Linked DNA regions of Homo sapiens: region 1 is linked to region 2. Evidence: read pairs that join two places in POLR2A ChIA-PET (ENCODE). Cell type or tissue: PC-3. All regions are shown on one strand. Each heading gives the region's core, and the rest is flanking DNA. Links, peaks and the distances in the headings are about the cores only.

Region 1 (15,538 bases), core at 4,830-12,829, 1.3 Mb after region 2:
CAACTCTAAGGAGATATTATAGCTTCATTTGTACTAAGGAAAAAACTGAGACATGAAGAGGTTCCCAGGGATACACAGCTGGTAGGTAGCAGATTTGGAATTAAAATCTAGGTCTGCCTAACTGCCAACTGCCTGTTTATCCCATCAGATGGGGAAATGCAGAAAGAGGTGAGCAAAAGAGCCCCTATGGAACAGCTATCCACTCTTCACTACATGCTAAGGCCATTAGCAAAAGGAGAAAGGGGAGGTTCAGGCAGGGACGGTCTGAAAAGCAGGTGGACAGCCCCAGCTATGGACAGGTGGTCACGGCACACAGCCAGAGTCCACCCGTTTGTGGCCAAGCTGACTCAGTGAGGTGGAGGGTGGGCTGGTGGAAAGAGGAGGGCTCGCAGCCAGAGTTTGGGGCTCAAGAACTATCCCTCAGGTGTTTGTGGCCTCAGACAAAGGCAATTAACCTCTTCACGTCTCAATTCCCCAAGTTGAAAGTAGGAATAATGAATAGAAAACAGACAGAAAACTCTAATACTATGTAAGTTCAGGCCTGTCCCAGTCTCCTCTGCCTTGGCACACACCCTAGGTGACATTTGCAAGATTAGTGTAGATAAGATAGGTGTGAGAAATGATCTCCTGGCTCCTCTCAAAAAGGCATATTGGCAAAGTGTTCTCTGTTCCAACTACTTTTCAAGTACAGCTTGTACAAACCTCAGGTCTCCACCTGTGATTAACAAGAAGACACTTGTGCTGGTTGCAGCGGCTCATGCCTAGCATTTTGGGAGATCAAGGCAGGTGAATCACTTGAGCCCAGGAGTTTGCAACCAGCCTGGGCAATGTGGCCAACCCCATCTCTACAAAAAAAAAATAGAAAAAAAATAGCTGGATGTGGTGGTACGGGTCTGTGGTCCCAGCTACTTGGGAGGCTGAGGTTGGAGGATTACCTGAGCCCGGGAGTTTGAGGCTGCAGTGAGCCATGATGTCTCCACCACACCCCAGTATGGGTGACAGAGTGAGACTCAGAAAAAAAGAAGAGAAGAAGAAGAAGAAAGAAAGAGAGAGAGGAAGGGAGAGAGGGAGGGAGAGAAGAAGGATGGATGGAAGGAAGGAAGGAAGGAAGGAAGGAAGGAAGGAAGGAAGGAAGGAAGGAAGGGAAGAAAGGAAGGAAGACATGTGAGAAACCTACTGGCTCAAGACCCTCTGAGACTGAGAACCACTTGATTCTAACTCTCGTCTCCTTGTCAAACTTCTCTCCCTAAGAATAAAGGAAGGGTAATTGGGCCAGCTATGAAGTCGCTCACATACTCTAAGAATTTGCCCATTTCTGCAGAGGAGGCAACCCAGAGAATGCTGGGAGGGAACATTCTTTTTGTCAGCCATAAAGAGGCCCAACTCATCTGCCCTGTGAGGTTCCCCAGCCCAGGATTTAGGAACTGAGCTAAACATATTACAATTAGCAATTCAACATCTTGCGTTTACAGAAATCAAGCCATAGCTATGTGATGAAATATTAAATATATGAAATGGCCACCTGTGTAGGTTCAAAATAGTTCATTCTAATATATTTTATCATTTGACAGATTCCAGAAAGGAACATGTTCTCTTACTAACTTAATACTTCTTTCCTTATTCTTCCCTGTTTTTTTTCTTTAAAAACATCAGATCTGAGCAAAAAGATGGAAGATGAAATATATCTATTAAGTAAAATTAAAACTCAACCTTTAAAGTTTTATCTTCTTAAACAATAAATAAAATGTAATTTTTTGCATACTAGATGTATGGAACTCCGCTAAGTATTGAGACTAGGAGACGGTGTATACAACCATAGCACTTATTTTGTCAGTGAGAAAATATATTTTAAAAAGGACTGTTCAATTGCTCGCATGAAATAATCTGAAAAAATTATGAGAAACCAAAACGAAGCATCACCCCCCAACACACACAACAAACCCCACTCTGAACTATCTGTAATAGAACTAAAGATATTTAATTATGTGATAGAGGTCCTAGTCTTTGGGTTTTATTATTGGGTATTATGCCCCATAGAAACAAATCATTGGTCAATTACAAATGTATTGAAGCATAAAATACTTTATTAAGGCTGTGATTACTCAAGTGTGGTTTCTGAAGATGCCTGCACCTTGCTGGGTTCATTTTCACTGGCTTTAACTTCATCCTCCATGGCGCTTCTAATCTATGCAAATGGTTAGCATATCCATGTACTTAATAACAAATTACTGGATCTATTACATACTTAAGTCTTTGGCTATGACCATGTAATTAGATCCCTGGGTGCTTTAAAGGAGAGGAGCTTCATATAAATAGAGAGAAAACAATAAACACGCATGAGTTGGCCTGCCCATATGTTTTACATTTATAACCCCCAGTGCTGGTGCCCAGCAGGCACTCAAGGAACACGGGTGTTGGTGAGAGGGGTTTTATTGGGGGGCATTATTGAATTCACCAAGCCTGGCTGTAAGTCAGCATAAAAAGGTTTTAAGTATAAGTTGATGACATTAAAGAAAAAAAAAAAAACTCTAAGGTAAAAGAAATAACAGAATAATTTTATATAAGCTATTATAAAAACCGTAATCACAAACTTCTAGATGTAAGAAAAACAAGTTTAGGCCTATATGCAATTACTAAATGGAAAAGAAGGAAGGAAGAGAAACGAAACGACACTGTTAGCTGTTGACAGACTAGAGGAAGTGAAGCTCTCGGCTACTTGATATAAATAAACGTTCATTGAACACAAGAGGTTGTGGATGATGCCACCCCTGTTAGGCATTGAAGCAGAGGTGCCCCTTGGGGTCAAGTCCCCAGCTGTGGTGTCACTCCTCGTGTTCAGCAGCCGTCCTAGAGCAAATGTCCACCTCGTACCACTTCAGATTTTCTCCTCCCTTTGTTTTATCTTTCTTCTTCCCTTTCCTTTCTTTTTCTCCTAAGCAATCTTTAAAATAATTTTAAAATCCTATAAACATTCTAAATTGAATTCCTCAGGCAAGCCTCAAACTTGATCTTCATTGTTCCTTTTCAAAGTTCCAGAGTTTAATACTTTCTATTGGTTTGAAAAAAAATTCTAAACACAACACACTAAAAACGCAGCATGCCCACCACCCAGAATGAACAAAGATTGACATTTTGTTATTAAAAAAAAATTAGAAAGCAAGAGAATATTACAGATACAATGAAAGGCTCTTTTGTCCCTGACTTAATCTCATTCTCTTCTCTCCCTAAGACATGCATGATCACTAAGCTAGTGTGTCCCTCCCGTTCTTGTTCTGTGCTTCTACTAAGTGCACATGTGTCATAAACTGCAGTGTGGCTGGGTTATTACTTTACAGTTACAGGAATGTATACCCATCTGTAAGTTGCTGTTTTCACTCAGCACTGAGCTTGGGCCATGTGTGTGCATAGAGACAGCATTCACTCCCATGTTTCACCCTATGAACATTCCTCAGCGTATTTATTCCCATCTTGATGGCAGTTCAGGTTGTTTCCAATTTGCTGACATTTCAAATGACACTGCGATTTTGTAGAGTGCACGTGGATTCCACTTTTGTATGTGTAGCCAAATTGCTCTGCAAAGTGATGGCAACCAGTTGACCCTCCCACTAGCAGCTCCTGTATAAGAGCTTCTGTGTCCCTGCATCCTCTCAGGCAGTCAATTTTGTCAGACTTTTTGATTTCTGATAATCCGATGGGAGCTCTTTGGGGTTTTAACCTTCATTTTCCTGATGACTAGGGAGGTTGAGCACACGCTCTATGGGGGATGTTGGCCGTACTTACTCCGATGTGCCCTCTTTGTCCCTGTCCTTTTTTATTTTTCTAATGGAGTTAAAAAAATAATTTATAGTTCTTTGTATATTTTGAATATAATCTTTCATCTGTTTTATTTGTTGCAAACATCTCCTAGCCTGTCATCAGTCTTTTAACACTTTTATGATGTCTGCTACATATATTTCCAGGTGGTTTTCATTTTGAACTCAGATGTATCCACTTTTTGAGTTCAGCTTTCTTTTGCATCCTGTCTAAGAAATCCTTGCCTGTCCCTAAGATTAAATATTGTAAAGTTTTATATAGGTCTTCAGTCCATGAGGAATTTATTTCTATATGGTGGGCAAGGTGGAGACCTAATTTTATTGTATTTTTTCCATTTCAATAGCCAGCTGTCCTAATATCCTGATTTGTAGGGCCATTGCTATCACATCCCAAGTCCCAAATATAACTAGGATGGTTTCTGTGATCTTTATTCAGTCCTATTTATTGTATCTTTTTTCTATCTTTCTACCCGGTTTATCTACACAGCTGCCAGGATATAGTAAGTCTATGAAGTGGTTATTTGATTTAATCAAAATATGCATGGAAGGCTATAAGTAATTTTTTGGTTTCATGAAAGAGCGCTGAGGAAGGTGAAGACTGCACTTCTCTTTGGATGGGGTTTAGTAAATGTTAAATGAAACCAAGAACCAGATAAGGAAGGGTTGGGGGTATGGGAGAAAAGAACTCAAATTTGTTGAGCACCTAAAACTGTGCCAAGCGTAATCTTGGCTTGTTGTGTTAATCATTTCATCTTCTGTGCTTTGAAATCAGTTTTATTTGTTCCCATTTTACAGATGAGAAAACAGGAGACGCAGAGGAATGAATAACTTGCTCAAAGTCATATAGTGAGTGGGTAGGAGGGTTGGGAATGACACTTAAGTCTGTCTATCCCCCAAAGACTTTGACATCTCTGCCACAAAAACTAAAGAATGTTTGGCTGGACAGAACATCTCATCTGGGATACTGATGCTTCTCGTCTAGGAGAAGTCACTTCACCCCAACTCATTTGAGTTTAGGGCTGGGAGTAGATGGTGGCCCTCAGCAGAGCTCAGGTTTGCTGACATCTGTTACAGTGCACCAGGCAGTTTACATACATCATCTAATTACCTCAACAACAGTCCTGCAAAGGAGAAATGATTAGCCTACAATTTCAGACAAGGAGACTGGGCTACAGAGACAATAAGCATTTTCCCAAAGTCACACTGCTATGAAGGTGTATTTTCAGGGCCGCAGCTGGTCTATACACCTTCATGTACATTAGATTACAAAGTCAGCTCCTACTCCTTCCCCCTTACTCCTAGGGAAGTAAATGTTGAATGAAACCAAGCTCTACAGAGGCTTGACTGGCAGAGTGTAGGCTGGATTTCAACCTGCCGACTGAAATCCGTGCATGGAGGCTTGACCCTAGGTTGGTCTGACTCCAAAAGCTTGTTCCATTTCTGGTACATCCCATTGTTTTAGACTAGTCCTCACAAACTTTTATGGTTCCACACCATTCAGTTGAGACAAAAGACTGTAATGGTCCACCCATTTCAACCTTCCATGGAAGAGCAACTAGATAGTAACAAGAAGAGGTTGTTTACATGTAGATGTTTTATTTAGCTGTAGCTGTGGTTAACCACGATGCATACTAGGTCATGAAATCTGTTTATTAGGAAAAAAAGTAAGTCAAAGTCGTGATGCCAAGTGTTTTCACAGCCGGACCTCTTAGGAGAGGACAAAATAGAGTTCTGTGCATCCTCAAGTATGGTGCTAATTTTGTTTATAAATTCCTAGTAAGAAGACCTGAGTGGTACATAAAAATGGAAGTCGGTGAAGGAGTTGCATTTTTTAATTAGCTCACAGCCACCAGAGACCTCACTTTGAAAACCACTTCCTTAAACAAAAACAAAAGTCAGACCACACTGACTTTCTTTGAATTCCCAGTAGAAATCCTAGTATGGGAATATTCGGGAGCGTTTATTACCGAGTACATAGATGAGCTGTTCCCCATTCTTTCCAGATGTAGACACTTTTCTGAGCTGTGTCCACATGACAATGGCTTGTCGAGGCACACAAACCACAGGCACAGATCTGAAATGATGGCAGCCCACTCGCTTATAGAGAAAGAGACAACCCGAATGTAGAACCGGAAGGAGCCATGAGAACTGGAATCGGATTATCCCATAAGAAATGATAAAACGGTTGTTATAGCCGTGCCAGAAATATGACCAACTAGAAAGAGTGGGGACAAATGACTTGATGGAAGTTTTAGGGGAAAAAAAAATAGATTCCACGTGTCTTAAATCCAGATATTGTTCTCAAAAGACCATGTTTAATAGCTGAGTGAAGCAAAGAACAAAATAATGCCCTTCAGGGAGAAATAGAGAACCTGAAACCAATAACAGCCTCCTCTACATTTATGGCTTTTCCTGACTGAGCAGCTATTGGCTCAAACTTAATGGAGTTAAGGCATTTATTACCACATTTTCTTTTTACCTGGATTCTTGTTGGCCTCCTTAGCTAATTTTTTTTAGTTCAGTACCTGTCCTTCAGGCTATCTTTCCATAAAAAAGGCAGCAAAATGATGAACTTTTCTGCATTGTTCTGGGCAAAGAAATGACCACTTCATTTGCTTTTCGGAGAGGGGATCCTGTTTTTCTTTTTGTACAGTCCTCACTCTGACCAAGAGCGTGCAGCACCTGGATCTGGTGATTCAGATGTTCTGTGACCCCAGCTTCAGTCCTCAAGGATTCCTTTCTATTTGGACTGAGGGCCGTGGGTGTCTTTTCAGTGATGAGACTGAAAAGCAAAAACTCATTCTCAGTTTGCTGCTCTTGGTGTTCCTCTGGTTGCATTTTCCAACTCCGTCTGTGACCCAGCTGTGTTCTCAACAATACCTCAACTTGATGGGGCTTGGCACTTGTTTCTTTTCGTCAATGGTGTGTTATGAATAAAGCTTGTAAAAGCTGCTTCCTTGGAAACTGTTAACATGGTCTCATCCCACAGGCCAAGTTTTGCAGCCCTTTGCTATCCTTATCTATAGTAGACCAACTCAAAGTTCCTAACTGCCTTTTATAAAAGAGCTTGGAACTCCATGGTTCCTGGCAATGAGTGCAAAAATTTGACATTTCTATTAGCAAGAAAATATGAGAAAATATTTCTTGTTTTACCTTGCCCCTTCCCCTGAATTCCTGTCTTACCAAAGGAAAAAAAAAAAAAAAGAGTTAAAATCTAATGCATCTCAACTAATGTGGGCAACTAGCAGTTTTGCTTTTTTAGCCAAAGAACTCTACCCCCACTGCTGCCCATTAAGTAGTAAACAGGCCAAATAAGGAAATGATTAATCTTGCCAAGTTCACTCACCATAATTTGGTTGGCAAGCTTTAGCGAACATGGTATAATAGAATTTCAACACTGGAAGAGATTTGAAAAGTCATATAGTCCAACCATCCAACGGATGCTTAAATGTCGTCCTCTGTGCAGCAGTGGCTCTGAATCCTGGCTGCACATCACAACATCACAATAACTGCAAACACTTGTTCAAAATAAAAGTCATTGGGCCTCACTTCCGTGAGATTCTGATATAGTAGGCCTGGGATGGACCTGCTTATTTTGAATAACACCCAGGCGAATTGATGTAGCCACTCCACAGAACAGTGCTGCAGCCTTTGGGGAACAGGCCAAGTATCAAAAGCCTTTGCTTGGTCTTCTGCAGCACCTGGTCCTCACTATCTTCCAAAGTATCCGAATTTGGGCAGCTCTGACTGTTGACAAAATGTGTCCTCAGTCTCCGTGGAAATATTTCTCCTTACAACTTCTACCTATTGACTCTACTGCTACCCCTTGGAATGACACAGAGCCAGTCTAACCACCGGTGAGCCTTCAGGTATTGGAAGATGGCACTCATGGATCTCTTCTGAGATCTCCTCTCCAAACCCAACATCTTCCTACTCTGTAAGAGCTCCCTTATGGCTGGTTCTGACCTTTTTCCCCAGTGGATTTCCTCTCCTGAGGATGGATCTGACTTCGGGATTTTAAATTCAGTAAATCTAAATTCTAATGCAAGCTCTTCCTCTTACTAGCTGTATGGTTTGGGGCATGATAGTCAGCTTTTATGACCCTCCACTTAGTCATCTGTAAAGTGGAGATGATGCTACTGATTGCAGGGTTGATTGTGGGGCCAGCACAGAGCCTGTCACACAGCAGTTCCCCAGGTCAGTCTCCTTCCACCAAGTAGATATGTGAAAATATTATATATGTGGCTCACATTACATTTCTATTCAATAATGCTAATCAAAACATTATATTCCAAGAGAAAGTTGCTGTCCAAGACAGAGTCAGAGCAGAAATCTCATGGAAGTCTTTGGAATTTCTGACAAAATTTCAGGGAGTGTGGAACAAGGGTTGAGCTGGTCATACCTACGCCAGTGATTCTTTTGTTTTTGTTGTTTTTTTTTTTTTTTTTTTTTTTTTTTTTTGAGACAGAGTCTAGCTCTGTCACCCAGGCTGGAGTGTAGTGGCACTATGTTGGCTCACTGCAACCTCTGCCTCCTGCATTCAAACGATTCTCCTGCCTCGCCTCCTAAGTAGCTGGGATTACAGGCACCCGGCTAATTTTCGTATTGTTAGTAGAGATGGGGTTTCACCATGTTGGCCAGGCTGGTCTTGAACTCCTGACCTCAAGTGATCCGCCTGCCTCGGCCTTCCAAAATGCAGGGATTACAGGCGTGAGCCACCTCGCCCAGCCGCCAGTGGTTCTTAAACCCTGTTGTATGTTAAAATCACTTGGGAAATTTATAGAAATCCTAATGTGGCGCTCCATTTCAATCAGAATCTCTAGGGGTGGGACCCAGTAGTTTTAAAACTTCCAAGGGGATTCTGATGCAGGTAGGGTTGAAAACCAGTGATCTTGACAGTGCTTCTCCTATCAGCCTTCCATGCTGGCTGTCCTGCATTCAAACATCCTGAGCACACAGCCCACAGCCCAGGGTCCTCCACGCTCCCTCCTGAAGTTATATGGTAGGTGTTCAGTTTTCCATAAAGCCGCCTTGACACATGTAGCTTGCCTCCTATCCTCTGCCCCGAAGTTGTTGATGCTTGATTTATGGACTATCTTGTGTTATTTATTGTGGGGGATACATTCTAATAAATACATTGTTAGGTGATTTTGTCATTGTGCGAACATCAGAGTGTACTTACACAAACCTTGGTGGCATAGCCTACTACACACCTAGACTGTATATAGCCTATTGCTCCTAGGCTACAAATCTGTACAGCATGTTACTGTACTGAGTACTGTAGGCAGTTATAACACAATGGCATTTGTGTATCTTGACATAGAAAAGGTACAGTAAAAATACAATATAAAAGATTTAAAATGGTAGACTTGTATAGGGCACTTACTGTGAATAGAGCTTGAAGAACTCAAAGTTACTCTGGATGAGTCAGTGAGTGAGTGGTGAGTGAATGTGAAGGCCTAGAACATTACGCTATTGTAGACTTTACAAACACTGTATACTTAGGCTACATTAAATTTATTTTAAAATTTTTTCTTTCTTATACAATAAATTAACCTTAGCATATATATATATATATATATATATATATATTTTTTTTTTTTTTTTTTTTTTTTTTTTTGAGACAGAGTCTTGCTCTGTCACCCAGGCTGGAGTGCAGTGGCGCGATCTCAGCTCACTGCAACTGCCGCCTCCTGGGTTCAAGTGATTCTCCTGCCCCGACCTCCTGAGTAGCTGGGATTACAGGGACGTGCCACCACTCCTGGCTATTTTTTTTTTTTTTTTAGTAGAGATGGGGTTTCACCATGTTGGCCAGGCTGGTCTCAAACTCCTGACCTCAAGTGAACCACCCCTCTCAGCCTCCCAAAGTGCTGGGATTACAGGCGTGAGCCACCGTGCCCAGCCAGCTTAATATAATTTTTTAACTTTATAAACTTAAAAAAAATTCAACTTTTTGACTCTTTTGTAATAACAGCCTAAAACACAAACACATTATACAGCGTACAAAAAATATTTTTATATCTGTATTCTATAAGCTTTTTTCTATTAAAATTTTTTTTAACTTTTAAAACTTCTTTCTTAAAAATCAAGACACAAGAACGCACACTCTCCTAGGCCTGCACAGGGTCAGGATGATCAATATCACTGTCTCCCACTTCCATATCTCGTCCCACTGGAAGGTTTTCAGGGGCAGTAATATGCATGGAGCTGAAAACGCCTATGATAACAATGCCTTCTTCTGGAATACCTCCTGAAGGACCTGCCTGAGGTTGCTTTACAGTTAACATATTTCTAAGTAGAAGGAGTACACTCTAAAATAATGATAAAAAGTATAGTATGGTAAATACATAAACCAGTAACCTAGTCATTTATTATCAAGTACTATGTGTTATTCATAATTGTATGAGCTAGACTTTTAGTTGACTGGCAGCGCAGTAGGTCTGTTTACACCAGCATCACCACAAACACATGAGTAATGTGTTGTGCTATGATGTTACAATGACAATAGCATTACAACAGCTTTGCGTCACTAGATGATAGGAATTTTCAGCTCCATGATAATCTTATATATGGAGACCACTGTCATACATGCGGCCCATTGTTGACCAAAGCGTTATGTGGCACATGATTGTAGTTGTTTATAGTCAGCATCCCTTCTGATTGGGTGGTCTGTGCCATTTTTGAGCATTGCCTCTTGGAACAAGGTATAAGAAAGACAGAGCCCAGCTATAACTTTAGGAATGTCCGTACCCTCAGGAATATCTGTATCCTTAAGAAGGGCAACAGGGTTGCTGAGTACAGGCTAAAATAACGATAAAAAGTACAGTATAGTAAATATGTAAAAAAAACAAGTATTATCTATTGTTTTCTTTTTTGTTGTTGTTTTTTATGTATTGTGCATAATTGTATGCATAATGCTTTTATATGACTGGCAGTGAAGTAGGTTTGTTTACACCAGCATCATCACAAACATGTAACACATGTAACTATAACACAGTTAAGTCACCTGCAACATCACTAGGCAATAGCCATTTTCCAGCTCCATTACATTCTTATGGGACCACTGTTATATTTGTTCTCCCTCACTGACTGAAATGTCGTTATGTGGTATGTGACTGTACAACATAAACTCTTCATTGTTTACTTTGTGGCTTCTTTGCATGGCAGTCATCTGAACCTTGTTCCTAAATTCGGGGACTTCCCCACTGTTATGGTCTGAATATTTGTGTCCCTCCAAAATTCATGTGTTTAAACCTAACCCCCAAGGTGATGGTGTTAAGAGATGGGGACTTTGTCACTGCTGTATGTGGAAACTAAATAAAAAGGAGATGGGGATTTGGGGAGGTGATTAGGTCATGAGGGCTCCACCCTCGTGGATAGTTTAAGGGCTTGAGGGAGGCTTTCTGCCCGTTCTGCCATGTGAGGATGCAGTCATTCATTGCTGTCTATGAGAAACAGGCCCTCACCAGACATGGCGTCTGCCAGTCCCTTGATCTTGGACTTCCCAACCTTCAGAACTGTGAGTGATAAATTTCTATTGTTTATAAATTACCCAGTTGAAGGTATTTTGTTACAGCAGCCTGAATGGACTAAGACACCCACTGTATATGTTTGGGGATTGATAGGGTGTATCACTTACCACAGAAGTAAAAAAGAAGGCAGATTCTTGCTTCATTCCTGCCCCAAACATGAGTTTGTGGTGGACATGTGTCTCAGTATGGCAAATCAGATGCCCCTGCCCAGGGCTTTGACGCTCACAGTGGGAGGCAAAGAAGCAGAGAGAGAAAACTATCCCTTCAATAAATCCTTTTCCTGCTTAAGTCTGATTTAGAGCTGGTTTCCACTGCTTTCAAGGTTAAGATGTTCAAGGCTGTGCTGGGAAGGCAGGTTGCCATGCAATCCCAAAGTGTGTGTGCTCGTTAAATCTACACCTCCTCTGAGAGCCCAGGGTAGGTCACCAGCCATCTCATTCCTCCTGGGACTCAGGGGATTTCCTGGAATATGGGACTTTCCGAGATAAAGCTAGACATACTGGGCAAACCCAGGTAGTTGGTCAACCTAATCTGAGCCCCATGGACTTAAAAGAGCTTTGGTGTTCCAAGTCAAGGCTGTCTTGGCTCCAAGTCAATTCATTAATATGTCCTGGAGAAAAGGAGGGATCCCAGGAATGCCTTTTCCAGAGACAGCTTCTGAAATCAAAGGCCCTCTGAGGAAATGCTTAGTAGGAGTCACTGATTTTATAAGAGTGACTCATTCAGAACATTTCGATGTAAGCAGAGGTGGATTTACCAGCGAGCTACTGAAACTTGAGCTTCAGAGGCCCTTGTTTGCCCTTGGAAGCCATGGTAGGGGCCCAATGAATAGTCACAGGATCATATGTTTTTGTCAATTTTACAAAAGTAAGATTTTTTTTTTTCTCTGCAGTAGGTTAAGATGCCTGTCTCTTTCTCTTCTGACTTCCCCTCCTATTAAGTGGTGGACGTTGGCATGTCCAAGTGCATTTCTGAAAATTCTGCTAAGGGGTCATTCAGTTTAGAATACATTTAGTTTGGATTTAATGGGATGTGTGCCTGAAGTCACTGTCACTTCTTTGTACAGTTGTACAGTTTAAGCTATTGCTGGCAGGGGAAACGCACATATCCTACCTTGAGTATTTTATTTGATGCCAAAATGCTTCTTTAAATTTTATTCTATTTTATTTTATTTAGAGACAAGGTCTCTAAAAAATATGTTTCCTGGGCTGGGGTGCACTGGCTATTCACAGACATGATCATAGCTCACTGCAGTCTTGAACTCCTGGGTTCAAGCTATCCTCCCAAGGAGCTGAGACTACAGACACGCACCACCATGCCCGATTCAAAGTGCCTCTCATATCCACAGGGAAGAAATGCTGAGTTATCCATAAACTTCAAAGCCTGAGCATGGCTGTGGGAGGCAGCTAATAGACAACTCTGCAAAGAATGGGAATCATTTTGAAAAGAAGCGTGGAGCTTTCACAAAAGAGAAGAGAGCTAGAGCAATAAACAATTTCTATCTACACAAAGAGGAGCAGACACGTTCCTGTCTTGGACCCTTTATTTTGGACTCCGGTTGGTCTGAATTGAAACTGCCTTTTAGTTGGGAGCTACAGAAAGGCTGGGACCTTGAGATCACAATGGATGCTTGTTACACGTGAGATGAAAGTTTGAGGAGGAGTGTACATCAAAAGATGCTGCGTTGATGACGTCAGAAATTATATGCTGAGAGAGCCTGTTGCAGTGAAGAAGGTGGGGTTTGCCTCCCGCAGGTGAGGCCCTGCTCCAGCCCCATGCCCAGTATTACCATGGCACTCACAAAAACACCATTTATCCTATTCTTTGTTTTTTGCTGCCTGGGAACTCCTCGAAGGCAGGATCTTGTTGATGATGTTTGTATCAGCAGCACCTGGCAGAGTGCCTGGGCCCAAAAGTAGACTCCCAAAAAATGTTTGCTGAATTTAATGACAACATCTTGCAGGTTCTGTGACCACCATGACATCCGGTGCCCTGCTGCTTAATAAAGGTGAGTAAGAATGAGGTGCTCTCATAATAAGAGACTTACATAGAAAACCAGCTCAGGGGATTCCAGGACCACAGCTCCTTTCTCCTCCAGGCCCAGTGCCAGGAAGTGTGGACAGACAGCTCTATGTGTCTGAAGCCAGGGATCTGTGGGGGTTGCAATAAAGGCAAAAGTAGCAGGATTTGTGCCCTCTTGTAGAAGCCAAGGAAAGAGAGAAAAGTGTTGTGGGAGAACAAGCAAAACAAACAAATAAAACTCCACTGAAAGTAAATCCATGTCTATTATTACAGTCACACCTTTAAGTAAAATTATACATAAGGATGTAAGCACAAACCAGTTTTAAAAATTCTTAGAGCAGTGATCCTTAGATGGGTAGGTTGAGGCATCCCAGTACCAAGAACGCCCCTCAGGTGCACCACACAGTTTTACTCAATGCATGAAAACTGTTTCAGCTGCAGCTGGGAACACATATATATATATATATATATACTGCTCTGACGAGTCTCTTCCAGGTGAAACACTGATTACTGAAGTTCAGGGAATGGGGTCTAGAGCTGGGTCTTGAAAACAAAGAATGGAGTGTCCTGGAATTTGGGAAGCTTTGCCCTGCGAGTATGTAAAAAGGCACCATGAGGGCAGTGAGAATTCCAAAGGACCACCAGGGGTATGGGTGGGGATAATTATGTGGGCAATTAAGCCCATGGAAGTATGCTGTCAGATGAGAAGTCCCTACCCAGAGTGAGGGCTGCCACTTGGGATACATTCTTAGTGTTTCCTTAACTTCAACTCTTTAACTTAGCTTCTCTGGAGTTTTTGTTTCTTCATTTTTCCTTTTTTAATCCTCACATTCGAAATAATTTTAAATTTACAGAAAAGTTGCAAGAATAGCACCCAGACTCACCAGTGTTAATAATTTGCCACATTTGCTTTATCATTCTATGTATCTACATTTTTTTTTCTGAACTATTTGAAACTAAGTTGCAGACATCATGTCCCATTTACCCCTAAATATTTCCACCTATGCTTCCTGAGAACAAAGACATTATTTTATGTAACTACAGGACAGGGATCAAAATTAGGAAACATGGCTGGGCGTTGGCTCATGTCTGTAATGCAGCACTTCGGGAGGCCGAGGCTGCAGGATCACTCGAGCCCAGGAGTTCGAGAACAGCCTGGACAAAATAGCAAGATCTGTCTCTACAAAAAAAAAAAATGAAAAAATTAGCCAGGCATGGTGGAGCAGTGCCTGTGATCCCAGCTTCTTGGGAGGCTGAGGAGGGAGGGTCGCTTGAAGCCAGGAGGTCAAGGCTGCAGTGAGTGTAGCCACTGCACTCCAGCCTGCCCGACAGAGCAAGAGCCCTGTCTCAAAAAACAAAAAAAGGAAAAAACATGGATACAGTGGTTTCAATCTGTAAACATATACCGGCTTTGCATTCAAATTTTGCCAATTGTCGCAATATCTCCTTGTACTTAGCGGTGCTGCCCAGTGAAGCTTTCCACAGTGATGGCAAGGGCTGCTGAGCGCTTAAAATGTGCCCAGTGCGACTGAGGAAGCCCATTTTAAATTGTATTTAATTTTTATTAATTCCAATTTAAAGAACCACATGTCCCGCGAGGCTAATGTGTTCACATAGTGGACAGCGCAGCTCACTATCCAATTCCCACCCCACCTCGCCCCCTCTTCCTGGGTTTTAAATGAATAGCCTTGGCCCCGGGAGCCCTGGCAGCGCCTCCTCCTCAGCAGTCTCGGCCGGCAGATGGGTTTCTTTCCTTTAGCCAGCGCAGACTTTTCTTAAACAAATGGACAGAGTGGTCCCCATTTATTAATAGAAGCTGCGCGACTGCACTTGCAGTGTGGCGGGCCTGGCTTCTCTTGCGAAAGCCGAAGCCTGGCGGCAGCGCGGCCCGCAAGCGCGGAGCTTCTGCCGGTGGAGGTCCGAGCTCGCAACGCTCACCCAGGAGGCCGCGCCCGCCCCGCAAGGCGGCAGGAGAGCCAAGCCCGGGCACCACACCTGCGGCATCGGAACGAGAATCCTTCCTCCAAGTCTCCTCCACTCCCTCAGGCGAATTATGGCAATTCCCTGCTGTGTGGCCTTGCCCTTGGAAGTGGAAGTGAGTGAGAGTCACGTTTGGCACCGGGCGGGTGGGAACCGCACCCCTCAGCAGTGCCTGGAGCGATGGGTGGCGAA
Region 2 (15,538 bases), core at 4,261-12,260:
ACACTCAGCCTCCCAACCCCACCCTAAATGTCAAAGTGATTTCCTTGGAGGGACGCTTCATATAACTCAAGAGCTTCTCATCCTGCCCTCAAAACGCGTGTATCTCAGGTTTTTTTAAGTATTTGTTTTAAAAAGAAGAAGAAGAAGAAGGAAATGAAAAGGAAGCAGGAAGCTGTCCCGCTGTGTTTCTTTATCCCAACAACTTCGCCAGGTTTCCCCCGAGGAGGGAGCACGCCTCGCACACACCCAATGAAAGACAGACAGCAGGACGTCCTTACCGGGTGGCCCAGCCCTCGACTCTGGACAGAACCAGGCTGACCTCGCCCCCCCGCCTCGGCCTCCCCTGCCCCTTGGTTCTCGGCAATGAGCTGTGACCTGAGACCCTCCAGCTCCGCGCTCTTCACTCTGGCCCCGCAACCTCACATCTCTTCTCCTTGGCACCGAGAAGAGGCTGGGGTGTGTGGACCGATAGTGCGGGATACCGAAAAGGTGGTCCAAGGTCTGGGCGGTGCGAACGCCCATTCCGCGCCCCCCATGCGAGCCCCAGCCCCTCGCGCCTGGTATCCCGCAGGGGCGCAACCCTAGCTCCTTGCCCGGCGCCCCAACGAACTCCGCCACCTGAACCGAGACACCTCTTTTTGCACTCAACTTACCGCGGCTGGGCTGAGCTTTCGGCGCCCCCAGGAGCTTTTCTCTCCTTCCTCCCACCGAGCTCTTCATTCTCCTGCTGGCGGCCGCCCGGCGCCCTGGCCCTGGCATCCGGGAGGAGCAGCCGCCGGGGCTGGCTGTCCCGGGAGACGCACGGCTGCCCGCCTGCAGCTTCAACGGCGGTGGTCGCCGCGAGCCGTGAGCGGCGGCCAAGGAGAACGGTCTCCGTTGCGCAGCGCGTGCTGTCCCTCCGGCACGGGCTGGAGGTGGCAGTCAGCGCGCCTCTGCCTCCGCCGCGCTCGCGGCGCTCCGCACGAGTCCCGAGCCGGCGTCAGCCCAGGTGCACCAGGCTGGGGAGAGGTGCGAGCCCGCGCGAAGGGAGGGGCCCGCGGCCTGAGGGTGCCGGGAGAGAGCGAGACTGATGACCACGAAAAAAGAAACCTGGAGACTAGAGGCGAGGAACTAGCTTTAATGGAGTGAGTGGGTCGTGGGTGTTAAGTGGAAACACGAGGAGGCGAAATGCATCTAGAAACTACAGATATCGGAAATGAGCTTGAGTGAGCTGCTTTTTGAGTGAGGCTCGAAAAGGGGGCTGTCATTTTGTGCTTACCTCCTTTATCCTCCTGGTTTGGGTGCAGTACCAGACAACAACTTCCCCCACACTCTCAACTCTCATATTTAACTATAAATAACGCTAACCTCAACAATCTTGGACAGCAGACGCAACGAAATCTGGTGAAGCTACTGCAAGAATACAGGGGAGTCCCACATCCACAAATCCCACATGCCCATCCCTCTGGAAGGACCCATATCCTACTGAGATTTCTCTCCTCTTACCTGTCTGTCTCCTCTCTCTCTCACAAGCACACGCACTCACACACTACGGTACCCTAGGGATGAAATCACACGCACGCACACACTACAGTACCCTAGGGATGAAATACCTTTTGTTGCTCTGTTCTAGGACTTAAAGTGGGTGTTTCTCAAACTTTACTTTGCACAGGAATAACCTTGGGATTTTATTACAGTTCTGATTCTGATCCAGTAGATCTGGAGTGGGGCCTGATATTCTGTATTTTTAATGGTGTGGCAGAGGCTGCTGATTCAAGAACCATATTTTGAGTTACGACACACAAATGAACAAACCTGCTTTCTAATATCGGCTGAGCCATTATTTGTAAGATAGTCTGAAATAACAAAACAAGCCCCGTTTTCATGGGGTTTCAGGATGCTGTGGAGGCCAAATAACTAATGAACACAGTGCCAAAGGATAAAATACCCTACAGGCAAGCTTCTCATTATTGTTATTAATAATTACTCCTGATAAAATCATTACGAATACTAATGCTGATGACAGGGTAGAGAGATTTTGGTAATTTACCATTCTACATTTTCTCAAGAGAAGCTCTGAAAAACAATCCACAGTGACCACCCCACAAACACACCCTGATTTAGAAAGAAAATGTAAGTAATATCCTCTAAGGGGCAGTCTGTTCCTCCCAGGAGGCCATCGTTGAATTTTCCAGACACGCAGCGCTATTCAAGTGTGTATTAAAAAGTAGCCAAATCACTTATTAACCCACAGATAAGAAGAGCAAATGCCAAGAACAAAAAAATAAAGACAGAAATATAGTCAATGCACCAAAAGATCTGTTGTGATTTGAATTAGCATGACTGATAAGTTAGTTTGACCCTTTCTCTTTTTCCATGCTTTCATCTGAATGTAAACACCCATCCTTCTATTTCAATTCAAGAAGTACTTACTAAGCCTAATTTACCATGGTAAAGGCCTTTCTTGGGAGTGAAAAAAAACTCGTCCTGCCCCTGCTTTAAAGGAGAAATTGGACAACATACCAATAAGTGCCGTATTAGGCAGACTATGGTGCCAGAAGAGAACACCAAACACATTAGCAAAGTTCAAAAGGCAGTGAAGTCTGGAGATACTTCATTGAAGGGAGGTCATTTGACAGAAGTCTTAAGATATGATTTTCTCTGACAGAGATAAAAAGGAAGGGAGTAGTCTATAGTCTACCCTTCTACCCAGAGCATACAGTACATGGAGGAAGGTAGAAGAAATGATTTGGAAGATGTCAAGTGGGGCTCTAATTGCTAGCCTGGGCAATTTGTACTTCACTCCAGAAATGCTGAGCAGGGGACCTCCATGACCAGGAATGTACCAAAAAGATTAATCTGATATAACAGGTTCATAAGATGATCTAGAACCAGAAAATAGTAGAGCTGTAGAAAGCATTTAGGAGGCCGTGGAAGCACTAGGTAAAAGATCATGAAGGTAAGAACAGTGATAGCAGCTGTGGAGAATGAAATATAAGGATGTTTAAAAAGAGACATTGCTGAGATGTAACTAACAACGTGCAGCAATTACGTGAAGAGGCATTTATTAAAGATATCTCTAACTTTCTGTCCCTGGAGAACTAGAAAAATAGTGACACTTTTAGGAGTTGAGAACCCAAGAAGGGAATTTACAGTTGTTCAGTTTTATTTTAATGTTTGTTTAGGAAAGGTTGTGAGATAATGAGTTCTCTTTAGGCAGCTGTAGTCAAAGGTCTGCGGGAGATGTTCAGGTGGAGATCCTTATACATCTAGAAATTCAAGCTTTGCTCTATGGAAATGGTTCTGCATTAGAGCCTGTATTAGCTCTTGTGTTTTAGAGCTCTGGACATGTGTATGGAGTTCAACTGTTGGGAGAATGTGAGGTTTATGAGGTAGAATATAGGAAGCAACAAAAGTACTCAGGACAAAAGCTTAGAGCTATATGACCTCCTTGTTTCTCAATATTCTCATCTGTAAAATGTGAAAAATAGTACCCTCCACATAAAGTCATTATAAGGATGAAAAATAATGTACTGATTTTTCATTGCAATTTATATTTTCTACACTAACCTGCTCAGTCTGAGAGGGCAGGGACCATGCGTATCCTCTTAACTGTTACAGCCCCAGCACCTGACTGAGTGCTTGGCAGATAATAGGCTCTAAAAATGTTCGTGAATATTTTAATAATTAATAAGTTAATTATTAGATTAAAAGAAGAAGGGACACCAAAGAACTACCAAAAAGACGGGCGAAGATACAGTCATGGGTTCTATTATTTCAATGTCATGGAAACTAAGTTAGGGAAAATTTTGCTCTAGAGATGGTCAGGTGAGCACAGAGAGATTAAAGAGAAAACATGAATACACATTGAGAAAATGCCTGTTGTTCAAACCTGAGTGACATATTTATCTTCAGTTTCTCTAATATGCTAATTTTTTCTTGTCTCAAGCTCTTTGCATATACTTTCTCCCTTGAATGGGCTGAACGTCTTTGGAATCCTTCTTATTTTTTATTTTATTTTATTTTTTTGAGACGGAGTCTCGCTCTGTCGCCCAGGCCGGACTGCGGACTGCGGTGGCGCAATCTCGGCTCACTGCAAGCTCCGCTTCCCGGGTTCACGCCATTCTCCTGCCTCAGCCTCCCGAGTAGCTGGGACTACAGGCGCCCGCCACCGCGCCCGGCTAATTTTTTGTATTTTTAGTAGAGACGGGGTTTCACCTTGTTAACCAGGATGGTCTCGATCTCCTGACCTCATGATCCACCCGCCTCGGCCTCCCCAAGTGCTGGGATTACAGGCGTGAGCCACCGCACCCGGCCCTGGAAAAGTTTTTTAAAAAGTTAATAAACGTAGTTAGCCCATACTCCTTTTTTCTTAGATTGGGTTATTCAGGAAACAGACTCTGTAGACATGGAAATTAGTGTGCAGGATTATTTGCTGGGGAGAGCCATTGAGGTCAAGGCATGTGAGAATAGAGCATGTGGGAATGGGTAAAGCTACAATACAGTTTCAACACTGGCCTTCTGTCAATCTCACAGGAGTTCTGGGCTGCATTGGCCCTTTAGAGTTATCCTGAGCTGATGACAGGGAACCAGGTCTTTGTACCATTGCAACAACCAGTCTTTTCTAATAATCAGAATTACGTTCACATAGAAGCCTGAAGAACTAACCTGAATGAGAATTTGAATATTTTATTATTACTATTTTATAGCAAACAGAAGATGACTACATTGAATGCAGCAATTGTTTTAATAAGCATTATTATTTGCAAGGCACTGTAATGGGTACTTTGGGGGAACACAAATGTACTTAAAATCATATGTTTGATATCATGAAACTTAAGAAGTAAATGATGTATACAGAAGTAAATTATCTGTAAAAGGAGGATAATAATAGTATCTACCTCATAAGGTGAATATGAAGATTAAAAGGTCTTCACTAAGTTAAATATAAAAGTATTTGCTTTTTTGCCCTAGCTATAATAGGTGGCACTGAAAGATTTTGTGAAAAAAAAATAAAAGAGGAAAAACAAGTTGCAAGAAGCTCAGGGTAAGAAGTTTTCACTTTATCAGAGAAAGCCTAATGAAGAGAAGGGATTAGGTTGAGTCTTAAAGAATGCTTTGGACTTTGAAAGGCAAAAATGATGGTGAAGACAATATGGCATTCCAGGGAAAACAAACAGAATGAACAAAACATGTAGGGATTGAAGGCTTAAAAATGTTTTGAGAACAAGCAAAGGTACCAGTGTTTCAGGGATATAGGTGGAAGATTTGGAATACTGCTGAAGATTTTCATTTTTGGGTTTGTTTTTATGGTTTTATTGAGAAGAAAATGAAGAATAACAATTTGAGCTAATTTAAAGTATGAACAAAATAGTGTTTTATGAAAATTAATCTCTGCACAATTGGAAAAAAATTGGGAGCAAAAAAAAAATATGTTTCTTGTTCCCGCCTGACTCTAACCTTTCTTTCTGGTGATGTTCTAAGCCAATGATTACCAATCAACAGCAGCAGCATCACCTGGGGACTTATTAGAAATACAGATTCTCTGGCTCAATCCCTGATCTACTGAAGCAGACAATCTGGGTGTGGATTTCAGCAGTCATGTTTTAACAAGACCTTCAGGTATTTATATATATGCTCAAGTTTGAAAATCATTTCTGTAGTGTTTCTCTAACATAATTTTTTTTCCTGGAGCAAATATCCTTCTGGAATATCCTGAGGCAACCCACTTCTCTCTGTAACTCTCTTGAGGATATGATTCCTTTACAATATCTTTCCAGACTGTCTCTGACCAAATGACTCAGCAGTGAACCATGCTATGCTCTTCTATGGGTCAGGTTGGTTTTGAAGCATTACTCCATATAAATCTTTAATACAACATTCCTTCTGTTTGTTTTGGATGAGAGATGCCAGAACACCACTGTGTCTATTCTACTGCAATTAAGATACCAGGAAAAATCCTCACAGAACTTCACAGGGCATCAGAAAGGGCCATTGATTAGTATACTTTTCCATGACACAAAAAAACAAACAAACAAACAAAAAAACACTAAAATGTCCCTTCCCATTATTAGTCAAACTCTGGAGTAACTAATGGAAGTATACATAAAAATATTTCAAAATAATTAGAGTTTGGATACTGAGGAGGGGACTATGATCAATAGAAAATGGTTTTTAAGTATATGCTAAATAAGAAAGATCAATGTAATGGCCAAATGTAGAACTTATTTGTGACTCTGGGGATTCTGGATATTTTTTGATCAACGGATGGGAAGCTGACAGGAGAAGAATAAAATGACAAGGAAGTGAATTTAGCACTCAGTGTATCCAGCCCAGATGGGGGTAAAGACTTGAAATACACAAAGCAATCCTATGGAGTACTGTGGCTGCAATAAACTCAGCACATTTTGCAGACACCAAAAGAAAAAAAATCACACACAGATACAATGTGTTACATATATCGGATTGGTCCACAAGTAATTGTGTTTTTTTGAAATTACCTTCAATGGCGAAAACCACAATTACTTGTGTACCAACCTAATACAATTCATTTATGCTTCAAAATAGTTTCATTTTATTACCCAAACAGGAATCTTTCCCAAAATAATGTATCAGTTGCTGTGTAGTTATACAAGTTAGCAGAGAGTGAGGTTTGTAATATGTGTATGTGTGTGTGTGTGTGTGTGTGTGTGTGTGTGTAAATTATATACATTTCAGTTTGCCCAGGTATCTATCTTTACAGGGATATTTATGAAACTTTGCTCTTTTCCTGGATGTCTAGAAGCATGAATTCAGTAACCCACAAATGTTACGTCACCTCAAACTCTGTGTGTCTCCTTCAGCAATATCCCCCATTGACTCCTCTTTTAGCGATTTTCCCATTCTATCAGGTTGAGTATCACTAAGCCATCTTTACTCACTTTCTGTCTTAAATTTCAGCCAAGTTGATTTCCTGTGCTCAGCAGGACTTAGACTCATTTCTACTTCATATTTAGAATGCCAGGATTTAGATTCGGGATCCCATTTGGATTAATTGCCAATATTAATGTATAAGCTTTACTGACTGAAATCTAAGGCTGAAATCTTGATCTTCTTCTAAATGGAGTAGATCAATGCCAGAGAAATCTGCCCAAATCATGCATTTTGCCAAGTTACTCCCAGTCCTTCACATCCCATGCCTTACCATTGCCTTTACAATATAGTTTAAACTACAACACAGCATCTGAAATCCCATTTCCTCATTATAACCTGCCACTCCTATCCTTTCACTGTGACTTCTTTTTAGCCCAATGATCCCCCTGCTGTGACTGGGACATCTGTTGCCTAGAAAGTTTAGTCCTCTTTTTCCACCTAGTGAAATTCAGCCCATCTTTAATAACCAGGTTGAAAACATCAGGCAAGTAAGTAGAAAGGAAGAGGAAAGACAAAGGAAGAAAGGAAAGAAGGGAGGGAGGGAGGAAGGAAGGAAAGAAGGGAGGGAGGGAGGGAGGAAGGAAGGAAGGGAGAGAGGGAGGGAGGAAGGAAGGAAAGAAGGGAGGGAGGGAGGGAGGAAGGAAGGAAGGGAGAGAGGGAGGGAGGAAGGAAGGAAGGAAGGAGGGGGGGAGGAAGAAAGAGAGGAGGAAGGAAGGAGGGAATGAAAGAAGTAGGAAGGAAGGAAGGAAAGAAGGAAGGAAGGAGGAGGGAGAGATAAAGGAAGAGAGGGAGAGAAGGACAAAAGGAGGGGAGAGGGAAGAAGGAAGGTAGAAAGGGAAAGAAGGAGAGAAGGAAGAGGAGAAGGAGGGAGAGAAATAGAAGGAAAGGAAGGCAATATGGAGAGAAATGAAGGCAAGAAAATTAATACTTATTTGGCCCCCAAGCAGCAAATGTCATCACCCCTACCTTTTTCATATGAGGAAACTAAACATCAGAAAATGAAATAAATTTTCCAAGCTCACAATTATTAATTGGCAGATAAGATATGTCATCAGATCTTTGTGCAGCAGTTTCAAACTTGAATATGCACCAGAACCACCTGGCAGGATGGTAAAAATACAAACTGCTGGACCCTGGCCCCAGAGTTTTTGATAAGTTAGTGTTGGGTTGGGGTCTGAGAATTTCCATGTTTAGCAAATTCTCAGGTGCTTTTGCTGGTGGTCCAGGGATCATAATTTGAGAACTACTGGCCTAGCAAGTGCCTCCATTGCCATCACCACTAATTGGCACATTGTAGTCACTCTACAATCATTTGCTGAATAGATACAAGTGTATAAAATCTAGTTTCTACTATATTTGGAAGCCTTTCTTCATCACCGCAGTTGGCAGTGACAGTCCTCAACTCCTGATTTCTCTAATATATATTGTCTACACCACTCAGTCTACATTTACTATTTCTGTTGTGCTATGACAGATTCCCCAAGGGCACCCTTCAGTTGAAGGTGCAAGTGATTAAGGGAAGTCTCCAGGAGAAATCAGTAGGAGAGTGGTAGAAGTAAGAAAAGAAAAAGGAGGAAGCGGAGCAAGTATGTGGGTGAAGTCCCACAGAGGGTGGCTTCAGCTTAGTCCCATTCAGCTCCAGCCCCTGGACCAGAGGGCTGGATTTTCGTATTTCCACATCCATCATTCATCATTGCTTGAGGCTTCCCAGGAGGATGTGCATTCTCAGGCACTTCTAGCTCTCTGCATAGGAGGGCAAAGTGGCTCCAGTAGCCTAAGGGCAGCTATTTAAAAATGAGCCACAGATGCTGGCTGTTAAAAGTGAAAACAATAAAACAATAAAAATGAATCTGAGAGAATGTGGGTGGACACCGACATACACACTAGGTTGCACTGGAGATTTTTTCTTATACCTTAGTCCCTAATTGGATTTTAAAATCCTGGAGACTGAAGGACGTGGTGTGTGTGTGTGTGTGTGTGTGTGTGTGTGTGTGTTTAAGTTGAAACATCTGAAATTGCCAATATTCAGCCATTTTTGAAAAACAAAACTGGCTATTGCATATTTCTCAACTTGACACATAGATCTTAACTAACCACCATTCAACAATGGGATAGATTAATCCATAGCCTTCAGTCCCCCTATCCTGTCAGATGCCCCCTTCCCTGAAAGCTCTCAGCTGGCTAAAGACTGTTTTTCATGTGCATGCAATTACTGTTCTTACCAGTTGAGTCATATATTTACTAAGATTCAGCCAATTTTGTTGTGCTTATTATTATAGTTATGCATTTTAGTTAAAAATCACATAAACTAATGAAATATGAGTGTGAAAAACAATGTTGCATCTATGAAAATTACATTTAATGCTTTTTAAATTTCCAAAATAAGAGCTACTGAAAAGCAAACCAAAAAAATCTCCTTTTGAATTAGATGCCAATAAGACAGCTGTAAAAGACTGGAAAAAAAATCATTACAATCTAGGAGGACTGTTCATGTGGAATGTCTTAATAAACATCTCTAATGTCTCATAGCAGGTTAACAAAACCCAAACTAGGAATTGTGGTATTTCAATTAAGATGTTTTAGGCTGGAAGTAACAGAAATTCTGCTTGAAATGGCTTTAAAGGAATAATGGAATTCCCATTCTTGTGAGCCAGAAGTCCTGAGGTAGAAATGCTCCGGAGTTGTTAAACACAACAGGTTAATCAAGTCATCCCATAGCATTTCCACCTGTCTGCCTGACCACTTCTAGTTTATTGGCAACAACACTTCATGAAGCCAAAATCACTGCAGCAGAATAAGGAACCCCACCCTGATAAATCAATAGTCAACAACAGAAAGGGAACTCTGGCATACTGTCTCCCACACCCCTACATTGCTTTTTAGCAGCAAAGACATCTTTCAAAGAATTTCCCCAGATTTCTTTTGTGTCTCATTGGCCAGAAACAGATCATCGCCTAACGCCATTCATTGGTAAGCCAGAGAATCACCCAATTCACTTGGGAAAGGGAAATGCACCAGTGTAAAAGAAGCTCTTGGCAGTACATTGAGCTCCATAGAGACAGCGCCGGGGCAAGTGAGAGCCGGACGGGCACTGGGCGACTCTGTGCCTCGCTGAGGAAAAATAACTAAACATGGGCAAAGGAGATCCTAAGAAGCCGAGAGGCAAAATGTCATCATATGCATTTTTTGTGCAAACTTGTCGGGAGGAGCATAAGAAGAAGCACCCAGATGCTTCAGTCAACTTCTCAGAGTTTTCTAAGAAGTGCTCAGAGAGGTGGAAGACCATGTCTGCTAAAGAGAAAGGAAAATTTGAAGATATGGCAAAGGCGGACAAGGCCCGTTATGAAAGAGAAATGAAAACCTATATCCCTCCCAAAGGGGAGACAAAAAAGAAGTTCAAGGATCCCAATGCACCCAAGAGGCTTCCTTCGGCCTTCTTCCTCTTCTGCTCTGAGTATCGCCCAAAAATCAAAGGAGAACATCCTGGCCTGTCCATTGGTGATGTTGCGAAGAAACTGGGAGAGATGTGGAATAACACTGCTGCAGATGACAAGCAGCCTTATGAAAAGAAGGCTGCGAAGCTGAAGGAAAAATACGAAAAGGATATTGCTGCATATCGAGCTAAAGGAAAGCCTGATGCAGCAAAAAAGGGAGTTGTCAAGGCTGAAAAAAGCAAGAAAAAGAAGGAAGAGGAGGAAGATGAGGAAGATGAAGAGGATGAGGAGGAGGAGGAAGATGAAGAAGATGAAGAAGAAGATGATGATGATGAATAAGTTGGTTGTAGCGCAGTTTTTTTTCTTGTCTATAAAGCATTTAACCCCCCTGTACACAATTCACTCTTTTTAAAGAAAAAAATTGAAATGTAAGGCGGTGTAAGATTTGTTTTTAAACTGTACAGTGTCTTTTTTTGTATAGTTAACACACTACCGAATGTGTCTTTAGATAGCCCTGTCCTGGTGGTATTTTCAATAGCCACTAACTTTGCCTGGTACAGTATGGGGGTTGTAAATTGGCATGGAAATTTAAAGCAGGTTCTTGTTGGTGCACAGCACAAATTAGTTATATATGGGGATGGTAGTTTTTTCATCTTCAGTTGTCTCTGATGCAGCTTATACGAAATAATTGTTGTTCTGTTAACTGAATACCACTCTGTAATTGCAAAAAAAAAAAGTTGCAGCTGTTTTGTTGACATTCTGAATGCTTCTAAGTAAATACAATTTTTTTATTAAAAAAAAAAAAGAAGCTCTTGGGAACGTAGAAGAGGGGGAGTAGCTTCTAGACAGGCAATCAATACTGTGTGCTCCAGGTAGATTAGGCATCATGGGTTTTCAAAATAAGTGATGATAAACACCCATACTGCAAGGAAGATCTTTGCCCTACATTTAGAAATTGGTGAATGAATGTACACTCATATGTATCAAGTTAAACATAAAAATGCTTCAGTTATATATTCTTTGCTTTAAATTTTACTCACCTTCTGATCCTGATCACATCAGATAAGGAATTTCCTACTATACTTACTGCTTCATTGTATTTTTAAAAGTAGACAGCACAAGGTTCCACACAGAGTATGTAGTCAATAGGTGTTAATAGCAGTGATGATTATAGATATTTGGTACAACAGGGACCCAATCAATGTTTATTGATTTACTATACATAGGGGTTAAGAGAAGATGACAAATTGAGAGTGTTGTATATGACTATTAAGTGTCTTGCCCCTATCTGGGAAATCATATCTACTGTCAAGCAAATGTCTGGCCTATTTCAAATATTAAGTACTTTCACCTTTAGAGGATCACTTCTATTAATAATTCTGAAAGCTAATGATGGCAGAAAAAAAATGCTGGCTATTTACCAAACCATCTACTTTCTCTCCTAGGAACATGGAAAAACTATTTTGACCAGCTGCCCAGCATCTAGAAAAGGCTTTATAGTTACTTGTGGCCACAAAAATGTTGACTGAAAACATTGGCCCCCAAAGTCCCCTGGGATATTTATGCAAACACCTGCTCATTCCCTCTCTGTCATCTTGTCATTTGTAGATTTAAAGCAGAGGAACACACCTCTGTTAAAATGGCTTATAGCCAAAAGATAGGCAATAACAAATGCACAAGAGGATGTGGAGAAAGGGAACTCTCATACACTGTTGGTAGGAATGTAAATTAGTACAACCACTGTGGAGATAGTTTCAAGGTCTTCAACAAAACTAAAAATTGAGCTACCATATGATCCAGCACTCCCACTGCTGGATATATGCCCAGAAGAAAGGAAATCAGTATATTAAAGAGATATCCGCACTCCTACGTTCGTTGCAGTACTGTTTACAATAGTTAAGATTTGGAAACAACCTAAGTGTCCATCAACAGTTGAATGAATAAAGAAAATGTGGTACAATAGAATACTATTCAGCCATAAAAGGAGATTCCAGTTATTTGCAAAAACATGATGGAACTGGAGATCATTATGTTAAGTGTAATAAGCCAGGCACATTAAGACAAACAACGCATGTTCTCACTGATTTGTGGGATCTAAAAATCAAAACAATTGAACTCATGAACATAGAGAGTAGAAGGATGGTTACTGGAGTCTGGGAAGGGCAGTGGGGGGATGGGAGGGAGGTGGGGATGGTTGATGGGTACAAAAAGTTGTTAGAATGAGTAAGATCTATGATTTGATAGCACAACAGATGACTGTAGTCAACAATAATTGTACATTTTTAAATAGTGTAATTGGATTGTTTATAACTCAAAGGATAAATGCTTGAGGGGATCAATACCCCATTCTCCATGATATGCTTATTTTACATTGCATGTCTATATCAAACATCTCATATACCCCATAAATATATGTACCCACAAAAATAAGCATAAAGGAGGGAACAACTGAGGACTTCAAGGACCCAGGGTCTAACAGAGCCACCACATGCCAAACATTTTGCTGAAATGTGCTCTCTTATTGTTAAGCTCTTGAGATTGCGTGGTTATTATAGCAGTTAGCAACTTACACATGTATAGAATAATAAAACAGGCACAGCTGTAGCCATAATTGTAAAGTAAGGGATACTGGTTTTTGGCACGTCTCGCCACTTGACTTTCCTGAAAATTTGCCGTTCTTCCAAGTTTTAATGTCTTTCTTTTTACACTTTACTCCAAACACCTAAAAACATTCATGTCGCTCTGCTGAGAAATGAATCCTTCTGATATTTGCAACCATGCTAAACTGTACAGAACTTCATTTGGTTGTAGTCTTCCACATTCATTTGCATTTTAAAAGTCCTACAGAAAGACTACAATGCTTACACCTAAAGAATCTATCACTAATGGTTGAATTTCAATCATCAGAAAAATAAAAAAATTACTATACAAATTACACTATATAGGTAATAGCCTATTTCACTTAGAATCCCAGTCCTGAACAGAAATTAAGTTTACATTTTGATTTTTCATGTAAAATAACATACAAAAAAAGGCAATTTTTCTATTTAAATCTCTTTCTCCGCATGGCTTTCAATTTACACTTATTTATAGTATACTAACTAAAATTCTTTAAAACTAGAAAGGTTTTATACTATTTATTGTTATAGTTCATGAATTTTAAAATGTCTAAAATTGAGAAAGATAATTAACGAAAAGTGCATATAATTTAATTGTGCAAATGAACAATATTCACTAACTGTGTAATGAACTGAGAATTTCTTTACTTACATTCAGAAACATTTATATCAACATTTTTTTTCTCTATTTTAGACTGCAAGTAATTCCAGGGCAAGAAACGTAACTTGTACTTTATTCTGTATGTGGTGCATAGTATCATCTATCTATTCCTATTATTGGAATTAATTCTTACCCTTTGAAATAGATGACAAATGTTACATATGTGGTGTGGTAGAAATGTATACCTAGCAATTAAAACATATAAAACAAAGAAACAAACAAAAAGGAGCTCATCTACTTCTCTAAAATCCAGTAGTTTCCTCCTGAGCCCCTATATTTGCTAATGGAAGGTAGAGGAAGGGAGAGTGAAGAGAAGAGTATGGAAGACTCAAATTTAAAATCAAAGCAACTTAGTTACCTCTAGTTGCAAGTAAACTCTTTTGAGTACATAAGCAGTTAACTCAAATTTCAAATTTCCTTTAATGTTGTTTTCCCTCTCAAAATATCTCCCTAATCCGTATTTCTTCCAAAATGGTACCCAACTCAAGGGGAAAGTTTTGATATTTTCATGGCACTGTGGAAGAAGTTAGTAGGTGCTGACACCCTCTGTCCTGGAGCTGATAAATAGTCTTCCCCTTCCTCTGAAGAAATGTAGTTGCATACAGGGCACATGGCTAGAATTGCAGTTTCCACTTGTCATCTAAGCTGGCCAACTTGGTGCAGTTGTACACAGCAGCTCTGAACATCTCTCACCGGTTGAATGTTGCATTTAAAAAGAGCTTCTTTGAGAGAATTTTCAAACAGCCAGTTGTCTTTCACTCTGGATGAGAGGCGATTTATGACCACAAAGCATTAAAAAAAACAAAGCTAATTATATTCCTATATTGTCCTGAAAGTAGAAGAGACAGAAGTGGCAAAAGATAATAAAAGTATTTGTCTAATGTACTTGTGCTTGAATTAGGTGTTAAAATTCCTAGAGTTGATTTTGTTATCTGTTACTTTTGGCATACTTTACATTCATCATTTAATTAATTAGACCTCAATTTTTCTACCCTCTCCTCTCCTCTCCTCTCCCCTCCCTTCCCCTCCCCTTCCCTTTCTCTCTCTATCTCTCTTTTTTAGATGAAGTCTGTCCCTGTCACTCAGGCTGGAGTGCAGTGGCGCAATCTCGGCTCACTGCAGCCTCCACCTTCCCAGTTTGAGCAATTTTTCTGCCTCAGACTCCCGAGTAGCCAGGACTGCAGGCATATGGCACCACACCTGGCTAATTTTTTTTGTATTTTTAGTAGAGATGGAGTTTCACCATGTTGGTCAGGCTGGTCTCGAACTCCTGACCTCAAATGATCTGCCGGCCTCGGCCTCCCAAAGTGGTGGGAGCCACCACATCTGGCCTGGACATCAATTTTTCTATTAAATGAGTGTGACAATATTCCTCCTCTACTTCACATTATCTTGAGTATTAAATATGCTAATATACTTGAAAGCTCTTTGGAAATCATAATTTTTGATACAGATGGAAATTGTGTCTTTGTGTATCAACTCTATGTAAACTCCCTGGAAGCAGTGTCAATATCTCACCTTTCCTTGAATCCTCGCAATGTCCTGAACATAATAAAATCTCATTAAATATGCCATGGACTGATAACTGATTTGCTAAAGTGCAACTCAGATAACTATGCTAGCTGGTATAAAAGTATAAAGGTCTGATAAAGGAGCTCTCTAGTGTGAAGAAGAGTTTTAAAAATCCCTTTTGAATATTGATAAAACACTTCAAGAGAACTATTCAAAATCATATAAAGTGAATTTTGCTTATATTAATTAAGGAAGGTCATAAACTGTAAAGAAACAACAATCAGATTAGCAATGGTTTAAAACAGTAGTTCTCAAAGTACCCTCCAATAACTACCACCACCACCACCACCACCACTACATAAGTATCAGCATCACCTGGGAATTTGTTAGAAATACAAATTCCCAATCCCCTTTCCACGTCT

Evidence for each region. Peaks named below come from ENCODE experiments on the same cell type or tissue, not always from the same donor. Only the 100,000 strongest peaks of a DNase experiment are listed, where the experiment ranks them.
Region 1: POLR2A ChIA-PET joins it to region 2 with 11 read pairs; 2 of 35 experiments call an interaction of 5 or more read pairs at or near these places.

The regions. Positions count from the first base shown.
Region 1 is chr3:23,656,708-23,672,245 of GRCh38, forward strand. It overlaps LOC124909353 (a long non-coding RNA gene), which reads left to right and starts at 9,408. Exons shown (of 2, transcript XR_007095844.1): 1 at 9,408-13,352. RefSeq lists enhancers at 11,360-12,559, 14,795-15,296, 15,297-15,538. In PC-3, for the core only: no CTCF peak of the experiment used is centred there; DNase peaks (open chromatin) are centred at 7,934, 9,244, 10,944 and 11,984; H3K4me3 peaks cover 807 bases; H3K27ac peaks cover 4,825 bases.
Region 2 is chr3:22,371,797-22,387,334 of GRCh38, forward strand. It overlaps a transcript of ZNF385D not described here and the pseudogene HMGB1P5. Among named protein-coding and RNA genes, the nearest start is that of ZNF385D-AS2, 420 kb to the left of the region's middle. In PC-3, for the core only: no CTCF peak of the experiment used is centred there; a DNase peak (open chromatin) is centred at 5,785.